Linked DNA regions of Homo sapiens: region 2 is linked to region 1. Evidence: read pairs that join two places in POLR2A ChIA-PET (ENCODE). Cell type or tissue: CD4-positive, alpha-beta T cell. All regions are shown on one strand. Region 1 overlaps SLC1A2 (solute carrier family 1 member 2). Region 2 overlaps LOC105376626 (a long non-coding RNA gene).

The links. Peaks named below come from ENCODE experiments on the same cell type or tissue, not always from the same donor. Only the 100,000 strongest peaks of a DNase experiment are listed, where the experiment ranks them.
Region 2: POLR2A ChIA-PET joins it to region 1 with 6 read pairs; 3 of 35 experiments call an interaction of 5 or more read pairs at or near these places.

What each region holds. Positions count from the first base shown.
Region 1 is chr11:35,328,664-35,332,663 of GRCh38, forward strand. The region is part of intron 1 of SLC1A2 (solute carrier family 1 member 2); the gene reads right to left. Among named protein-coding and RNA genes, the nearest start is that of SLC1A2-AS1, 49 kb to the left of the region's middle. RefSeq lists an enhancer at 1,723-2,282. In CD4-positive, alpha-beta T cell, no CTCF peak of the experiment used is centred here; a DNase peak (open chromatin) is centred at 2,468; H3K27ac peaks cover 2,706 bases.
Region 2 is chr11:35,043,279-35,047,278 of GRCh38, forward strand. All of the region lies in intron 2 of LOC105376626 (a long non-coding RNA gene), which reads right to left. Among named protein-coding and RNA genes, the nearest start is that of CD44-DT, 93 kb to the right of the region's middle. In CD4-positive, alpha-beta T cell, no CTCF peak of the experiment used is centred here; DNase peaks (open chromatin) are centred at 903, 1,431, 2,123 and 3,693; H3K4me3 peaks cover 736 bases; H3K27ac peaks cover 2,646 bases.

The sequences.
Region 1 (4,000 bases):
CAATAGACATCGACACTGAACATTTGGCCAAAAGAGTGATTTTGCTGTTGGGGGATGGGAAGGATCCCAGAGAGAAGAAAGTTAACACCTAGTCCAAACCAGAGCCTGATCCAAGAGCTACATACAACAGTCATGGAACCCTAGAATTTCTGGACTAGAGAGTCTTCCTGTCCCCTCTCAGCCTCTGGACAAATGATTATCTGGTCTAGTGGCCCCAACTCTGTCTCTGGATCACTTGTTAAAAATACAGATCTCCAAAACTTATGTCCACACAAAACACTGCACAGGGATATTTATAGCAGCTTTATTTATAATTCCCAAAACTTGGAAGCAACCTAGACATCCTTCAGTGGGCAAATGGATAAACCATGGTACATGCAGACAATGCAATATTATTCAGCACTGAAAAGAAATGAACTATCTATCCAAAAAAAGACATGGAGGAAAAATAAATGCATATTACTAAGTGGGAGAAGCCAATTTGAAAAGGCTACATACTGTATGATTCCAACTATATGACATTCTGGAAAAGGCAAAACTATGGAGGGGCATGGTGCTGAATAGGTGAAGCACGGAGGATTTTTTAAGGCAATGAAAATACTTTGTATGTTACTATAATGGTAAATACACATCATCATACATTTGTCCAAACCCATGAATGTACAACACCAAGAGCCAACCCTAATGTAAACTAAGCACTCTGCATGATAATGAGGTATCAATGTAAGTTCATCGCTTGTGATAAATGTACCACTCTGGTGGGTGATGTTGACAGTTGGGGAGGCTGCACCTGAATGTGAGCAGGGGTATATGGGAACTCTCTGTACTTTCCACTCAATTTTCCTGTAAAACTAAAACTACTCTTTAAAAAACAGCATATTAAATAAAAACAAACAAAACAAAGCACAAAACAGATCTCCAAGCCCCATCCCTGAATATTCCAATTCATCACATCTGGATGGGGCCTAGACCTCTGGGCTTTTGCAAAAGCACCCAGATGACACTGTTGCAGCTAATCCACATACCAATGTCTGGTCAATGCCTGAACAGTTGCAGTGCAGGGCAGCTTATCACTTCTACTCTAACCATCCCGCCGTTGGATAGCTTTGACTATTAAGAAGCCCTTCCTTTATGGTGAGCCTATATCTGTTTCCCTGCAGCTTTTACCCACAGGTTATTTTTCTATCCTGTGGAGCTACCTAATAATAACAGTTGCCATCAGACAATGTACTGGATGCTTTACATGCATTATTTCATTGACTTCCCACAACACTCTCACAAGATAGCTACTATTATTAGTCCTTCTTTATAGATGAAAAACTGGAGGTCAGAGAGAGGAGCACATTTGCTCCAAGTCAGGCAGTTGGTGAGTAGATGAGCTGGGATGGCAACCCAGCTTGGCCTGAACAAGGTGCACACACTTAATCACGACACTTACAGAAAATGAAGCTGAATCCCTTCTCCATCTACCAACCTTTGAGGCATATGAAGTTTCTGCTCAGGGTTTTCTCTTCTCCCAAGTTTGTCACTATCCTGGTTAAAGCACCTCAAGCTACTTACTTGCCTGTGCCTCCCAGACCTGCACACAACCTTCCAGGTAAGGGCTGGTCACTTCCCCACTCCCCTAAGCCCATCAAAGACTGCCTTTCTCACTTTCAACCTCCAGCACGTCAGATTCTACCAGAGCTGAGGCTTCTGCCCTGCCTTTGAAAAACTGAAGGGCATAGGTAATTTCACAGTAGAGAAAGAAGGTGGTAGGGAGTACTGGTAATGAATAGAACCATTTATTGACTTTTTATTCTGTACCAGTGATAGGTAGAGTAATGCCCCAACAAATGTCCATGTCCTAATCCCCAGAACCTGTGGATGTGTCAGATTACATGGCAAAGGGGCTCTAAGGCTGCAGTTGCAAAGAAGGTTGCTAATCAGCTGACCTCAAGATAGGGAGATGCGCCTGAATTCTCCAGGTGGGACCAGTGGAATCACAGGGGTTCTTATGCATGAAAAAGGGAAACAGAAAAGAAAGAACTGAAGGATGGCAGCATGACAAAGACACAGCCCAATGTTGCTGGCTCTAAAGATAAAGGAAAGGGCCAGGAGCCAAGGCATGTGAGAAGCTTCTAGAAACTGGCAAAGGCAAGGAAACAGACTCCTCCTCCGAGCCTCCAGAAAAGAATGCAGCCCTGCTGACACCTTGATTTTAGCCCAGTGAGACCCAACTCAGATTTCTGGCCTCCAGAACTATATGATAATAAGTTGTCTTGTCTTAAGCCTCTTGATTTGTGATCATTTGTTACTGCAACAATGGGAAACTAAGGTAGTACCAGACCTTATGCTACACTATCTCATTTGTTGTTTACAAAAAGCCTCAGCAGAAGGTGATAGACATAGAGAGTTTCCTGTCCACACCCACACCTCTGCTGCTTCTAGAAATCTGCTCAGAGAAGCAGCATGCTCAGCCAGACACTGCTTCTCAGCCTCCCTTCCTGAGATGTAGGCTGAAGTGTTCTGCTCCTCCCTTCCTCACTTCCTCCTGCCCTAGAGAAATGCAGACCAAAGTAACATCTTTCTCTCTTTAGCTAATCACGTGTTTAAAAGGCTCAGCAACACCATGCCTCTAAATGGCTTCCATCGCCCATGGAAGCCTTTCAAGGCCTCCCAGAGGACTTGTGCAGTTCTTTACTTTGGTTCCTTCTAATGAGCTGCTAAATTTGTGGCTATTGAAAGTGAACTAAACATCCAGTCCCTGTTGATCCCAGCAGTCCAGTCAGTTTACTGACTGCCCAACTGCTTCTCAACTAGTTTGATCTGCTAAATTTACAAGTGATAAACTGAGCCATCCAGTCACCCCTGAAGGGTAATGTTCTCACCAGGAGAATTTCTTCTTAAGAGAAGAATGTATATTTATCACTCTGGTAGCTTGTGGAGACAGGCTGGTTCACAGGGCTTTGTGCTGATATGGCACAGTCCACAAGTGCAATACATCCTCTTGCACGATCCATTCTCTTCCCACCTTTTCCATACACAGATGCAGTTCGTGGTGTTTGGGGAATATTTTACTTCGCACATTCGAACCTGAAATCTTAAGTGACTCTTTGATGTTGTCTCTTCGAATAATCTTTTCCTGAGCCCCCAATCTACTTTTCATGCCTCTGAGATCTTAACGTTGCACAATTCATCACATTCATATGGTTTGCCTCTCCCACTAGGCCTTAGACTCTGTGAAGGAAGGGCCATACATCTATCCCTGGGCCCTGTCCATGTTAGGTGTTTAATAAGAATTTTTGAGAGACTAGTGATTTGGAGGTACTAAGGGGACCCAAGTCTGCAGGGACTGGGAGGTGCCTCTGACAGCGAGTGGCAGGACCTTATCAGCTTAAGCATCTCCCATGGAGATGGCTTTGGACAGAAGCCTAAACAAAGCACAAGGAAAGGATCAGGAAACCTGAAGTCCACCAGAAGCTCCAACTAATGTTTAGTGACCTTGCCAAAAGCAACTAGGGCTTCTAATTACCACAAGTGATCATGACTTGAATTTTTATGCACTTCCTGAAGTCATTCCAGCAGCACCACGTCTCCTCAACAGCCTGGAAGTGGTGATGATGTGGTATGTTGGCTACCGGGTCATCAACACCACTTAATTCCTTAGCAACTGAGGTGAAAAGCCTTCATCCCAAGTGCCTTGGAAGAAAGGCTTGTTCCTGCTCAACTCGTAAAGTCTCAAATTTATGCTGAGGATAGTTTCTCGCCGAGTGACTTATCAGGTTGACTCTTAAATTATGACATCAAAGCAAGGAACATGTCCTGTTTTTATTTGAATCCTCTATATAATGACATGTACAATGCCAGGCACCTAATAGGTGTTCAGCAAAAGCTGGTAGATTGAATTATGTATATGACAAAATTAAGACAGAGGGGTCAAATAAGACTTACAGATAAGTCCAGATGAGATCTCTGGACTCAAATATATTCTAGGGCTTTGAGTTAACACAGAAATGGC
Region 2 (4,000 bases), 290 kb before region 1:
TAGTTTTTCTAATACTGCATTTTTAGATCAGTGGGTGCTAATAGTACCAGACACACGTGTGCACAGGCAAGCGCACACACACACACACACACACCACACATACATCCAAGAAAAGCTTTTGCTTTGAAGAGATATGTTAAAAGGGCTGTGAACCATTGTTTCACATGTGACCCTCTTGTCTTCATACATTAACGGATACTTTCCCCAAAGACAAAAAACAAACTTTGAGAAAGGCTACCTGATTCCCAAATTGAACAGCTCTAATTTGATAAATCTTGATAACTCAGAGGCGCAGAATGACCAATTCTAGAGGATAATGAGATGTCGTGTGGCCTCTTAGTTCAATCTCAGACCTTTTAAAACATGTGCTTTTTTTACTGGCAACCTGGGATCCTGACCCTCCTGTTCAGAGAGATGACAGGTAAAAAGTATTTGGCTTGGGTTAAACATCTCTGCTTGTTTGGGGACAAATTGCTTGGTCTTTGCATACAATAGTTATTTTTAGGGAGCAGATACCATGTAATTTTGGATTGCCAGTTAAGTGGAATCTTATAGCTGAAAAGGACCAGCTACCTACAGAGGAAGACATAGACTCATTCTGGGGAGTATAATAACTCGTCCAAAGCCACACAGCTAATAAGCAGAGCACGTTTCTCCTAACAGTAGACAGGAACTGTTAAACTAAATTTGGGCTTAAGAAGCCTTCTCCAAGTCTTACGTAATGAACTACAACCTAATTTAGTATGTAAACAAATTGAAAACCTAATTTAGGAATTTGCCTTTGTAACATATAGCTGAGTCTCAGCCAGTTACAGCAGCTGAACTTCAGCCAATCACAGCTGCCAAACTGTTCTCAGCCAATTACAGCAGCTGAGCTTTAGCCAATCATGGCTGCCAACTGTTCAAACTAGGTTCAAATAAGACAGACACAAGCTGTAACCAATCAGTCTGCCTCTGTACCTCACTTCCATTTTTTTGTATGTCACTGCCTTTTCTCTGGAGAGAAATACAACCTGCACATGTGGTGAGGCAGAGCATTTTTGGTCTGACATGCTGCCCAATTTTAGAATGGCAAATTAAAGCCAATTAAGATCTACACAACAAATCTAGTTATGTAGATCTTGATTGGTTAATTAAGTAATTTTTAGTAATTTTGTCTTTTATCAGAATCAAACTGTGGATTGTGATTTGAAGTGATCAAAAATTACTAGCTTTATCTGTCAGAATATGCTAGATTATGTTGCTATAAAAAATGACCAAAAAATGTTGGTGGGTTAACATAAAGGAATTTTATTACTGTTTCATCCAAAGTCCATTGTAGCCTGGAATGATTCTCTAAGATACTTGCCTCCACATGGTGGCTCAGTGATGCAGGCTGCTTTAACCTAACAACACCTTCATTTCAACAAAAAAACTTCACCATTGTCATAGCAGAGAGGGAGCATACTGGAGGGTCACTCACTGGCAATTAAATGCCTTGGTCTACATGTGACACACAGACCACAGGCACATGACCCTTTCCAAAAAGAGAGGAGAATGGGATGAGAGGAAGCACTAAACATCTCCACCGTACCACCCTCCCAGGGAGCTAGAAAATTCCATTAGTTATTGTTAGGGTAAATTTCAAAAGTTCTCTGACAGTATTAATTTATTAAGTCATTATCACCCAATAGCATATAAATCATAAATTATTTCATCAGTTTTGATTTAGTAACTAATATTTTGAAGGACTAAACAGCTGTGGGGAAAAATGAATTTTAAAATTCCTTTTCTAATTAAAAAAAAAAAAAAAAAAAAGCAGTCCAGGGATTTAGTGAAGCGGGACAGAATTATATGGGAGGCACTTCCGGGGTGGGGGAACAGCACTGGAGATGGATGGTGGTTGAGGCCGTGAATGTCAGAGAGAGGACTTTCCAAGGGAAGAAGGTGCTGAAAGAGGATGGAGGCTGTCATGACCATCGTCCTTGAATTTCCTCCACGTTGTCCATGTGAGCAGAGCACCTTTCAAATGTCTGTGGATATCACTTGAATGACACCAAGTTTTATCAAACCTTTGATTTTTCTGTCTGTCTGTGATGTGCCTTCCCTCCCCATCACCCTAGCAACGCTTTGAAAATAACTCGCTAGGCTAGACGATTGGGTTTCCTGTCACATTTTAGTGTCTGCCGTGCTGTGAAGACTGCGATGGCAGAGATACACATTGCGGAAGGAAGTCAAGCTTGTTTTCAGCATCAGTTGATTTATTAGATCCTTGATATTTTCCAGGCTACTACAGATACTTCTGTTGGCCTGGCATACCCAGGTGAAGCAACCCACCAAGGCTGGGAGCTTTGTTAATGTTTCACAGCTGAGTGTTTACCCAAGTCCTTTAAGCCATCTAGGACTATGGGATGGACTTAAACACTCTTCTCTTTGAGTTCTCCCACCTTTTCACTCTGAGCTGAAAATATTAGTGAAGAGCCACTTCTGTCCTCAGCAGGTATGATGTTTACTCTCAGACTAAAAAGTGCTATAAATGTTATAAGAACAAGATCTAAGGGTCTTGTTGACATATTCTAATGGAGTTTTCTTTAAAAAATGGGCTAACAGAGGTGTCACTTATTAGTCTAGTGCATGACTTTGGAGTCAGACTGCATGGATTCACATCCTGGTTCAATCACTTACTAATGATGTGGTCGTAGGCAATATACTTAATCTTTCTGAACCTCAGTTTCTTTAACTTTCAAATAAGGACAATTGCATCTACTTCAATACATTCAAAGCACATAGGAGACGTGCAATAAATATGAACTCTTATTGTTCTTGCTGTGCTTTCAAGATATTTCAGGGCCAGGAGGCTCATGCCTTTAATCCCAGCACTTTGGGAGGCCAAGGCAGGAGGATCCCTTGAGGTCAGGAGTTCAAGATAAGCATAGGCAACATAGCAAGACCTTTGTTCTACAAAAAAGAAAAAAATCACCGGGTCTGGTGGTGCAAGCTTGTAGTCCTACCTACTTGGGAGGCTGAGACAGGAGGAGTTTGAACCCAGGAGTTTGAGGCTGTAGTGAGCTATGATTGTGCCACTGCACTGCAGCTTGGACAAAAGAGCAAGACTATATCTCTTAAAAATAATGAGTAAATTAAAAGATTTCTGGAGAGAGGATCTGATAATTTGACATCTATGACTATCATCGTCATTGTCAGTAGTAACGCAAGATCTAACATGATAGTACTGGCATGTACTTCATTTTCCAAATCCATAAAATAGGACTAATGTTGTTGGCCCTTCCTGCCTTACTGGATTATGATATATAAATACATAAGTGAAGTAAAAGATGCTTGAAAATATATTTATACTATTGTAGATATGAGATATTGTCCATTGTCTTAGACCATTCGGGCTACTATAACAAAACACCATAGATTGGGTGGCTTGTAAGCAACAGAAATTTCTTTCTCACAGTTCTGGAGGCTGTGAAGTTCAAGATCAAGGTGTGGGTAGATTTTTTTTCTGCTGAGGGTCCAGTTTGTCATAGATGACACCTTCTCACTGTGTCCTCACAGGATGGAAGGGGCAAGGCAATTCTCAAGGCCTCTTACAAGGGCACTAATTTATTCATAAGGGCTCCACCTTCGTGACCTAATTACCTCCCAAAAGGCCCCACCTCCTAACCATCACCTCCTCTCCTTTCCTTGGTAATTAGCTCCTACCTATCACCTTGGTAATTAGCTTTCAACATATGAATGTGGGGGCACCCAAACATTCAGACTGGAGTGCTCTGCTCATCTCATACAAAGTAACAGCAGCAATGGCAGTGGTGGTGATCGAGTATCATTGTCCATCCTTTTGGCATGTATGTTGAGGCTGTCTCTGTGTGTGACTGGGATTGAGGAGGCCCTGTTTTATTAGGGGTGGGGGAAGCTGGCTCTCATTGCACTGTCTTTGACAGAACCTTGTGCTGTTGAGAGCATTGCTTTTGACATCCAATATTTCTATCATGGAGTCTGAGGCACCTCTGTC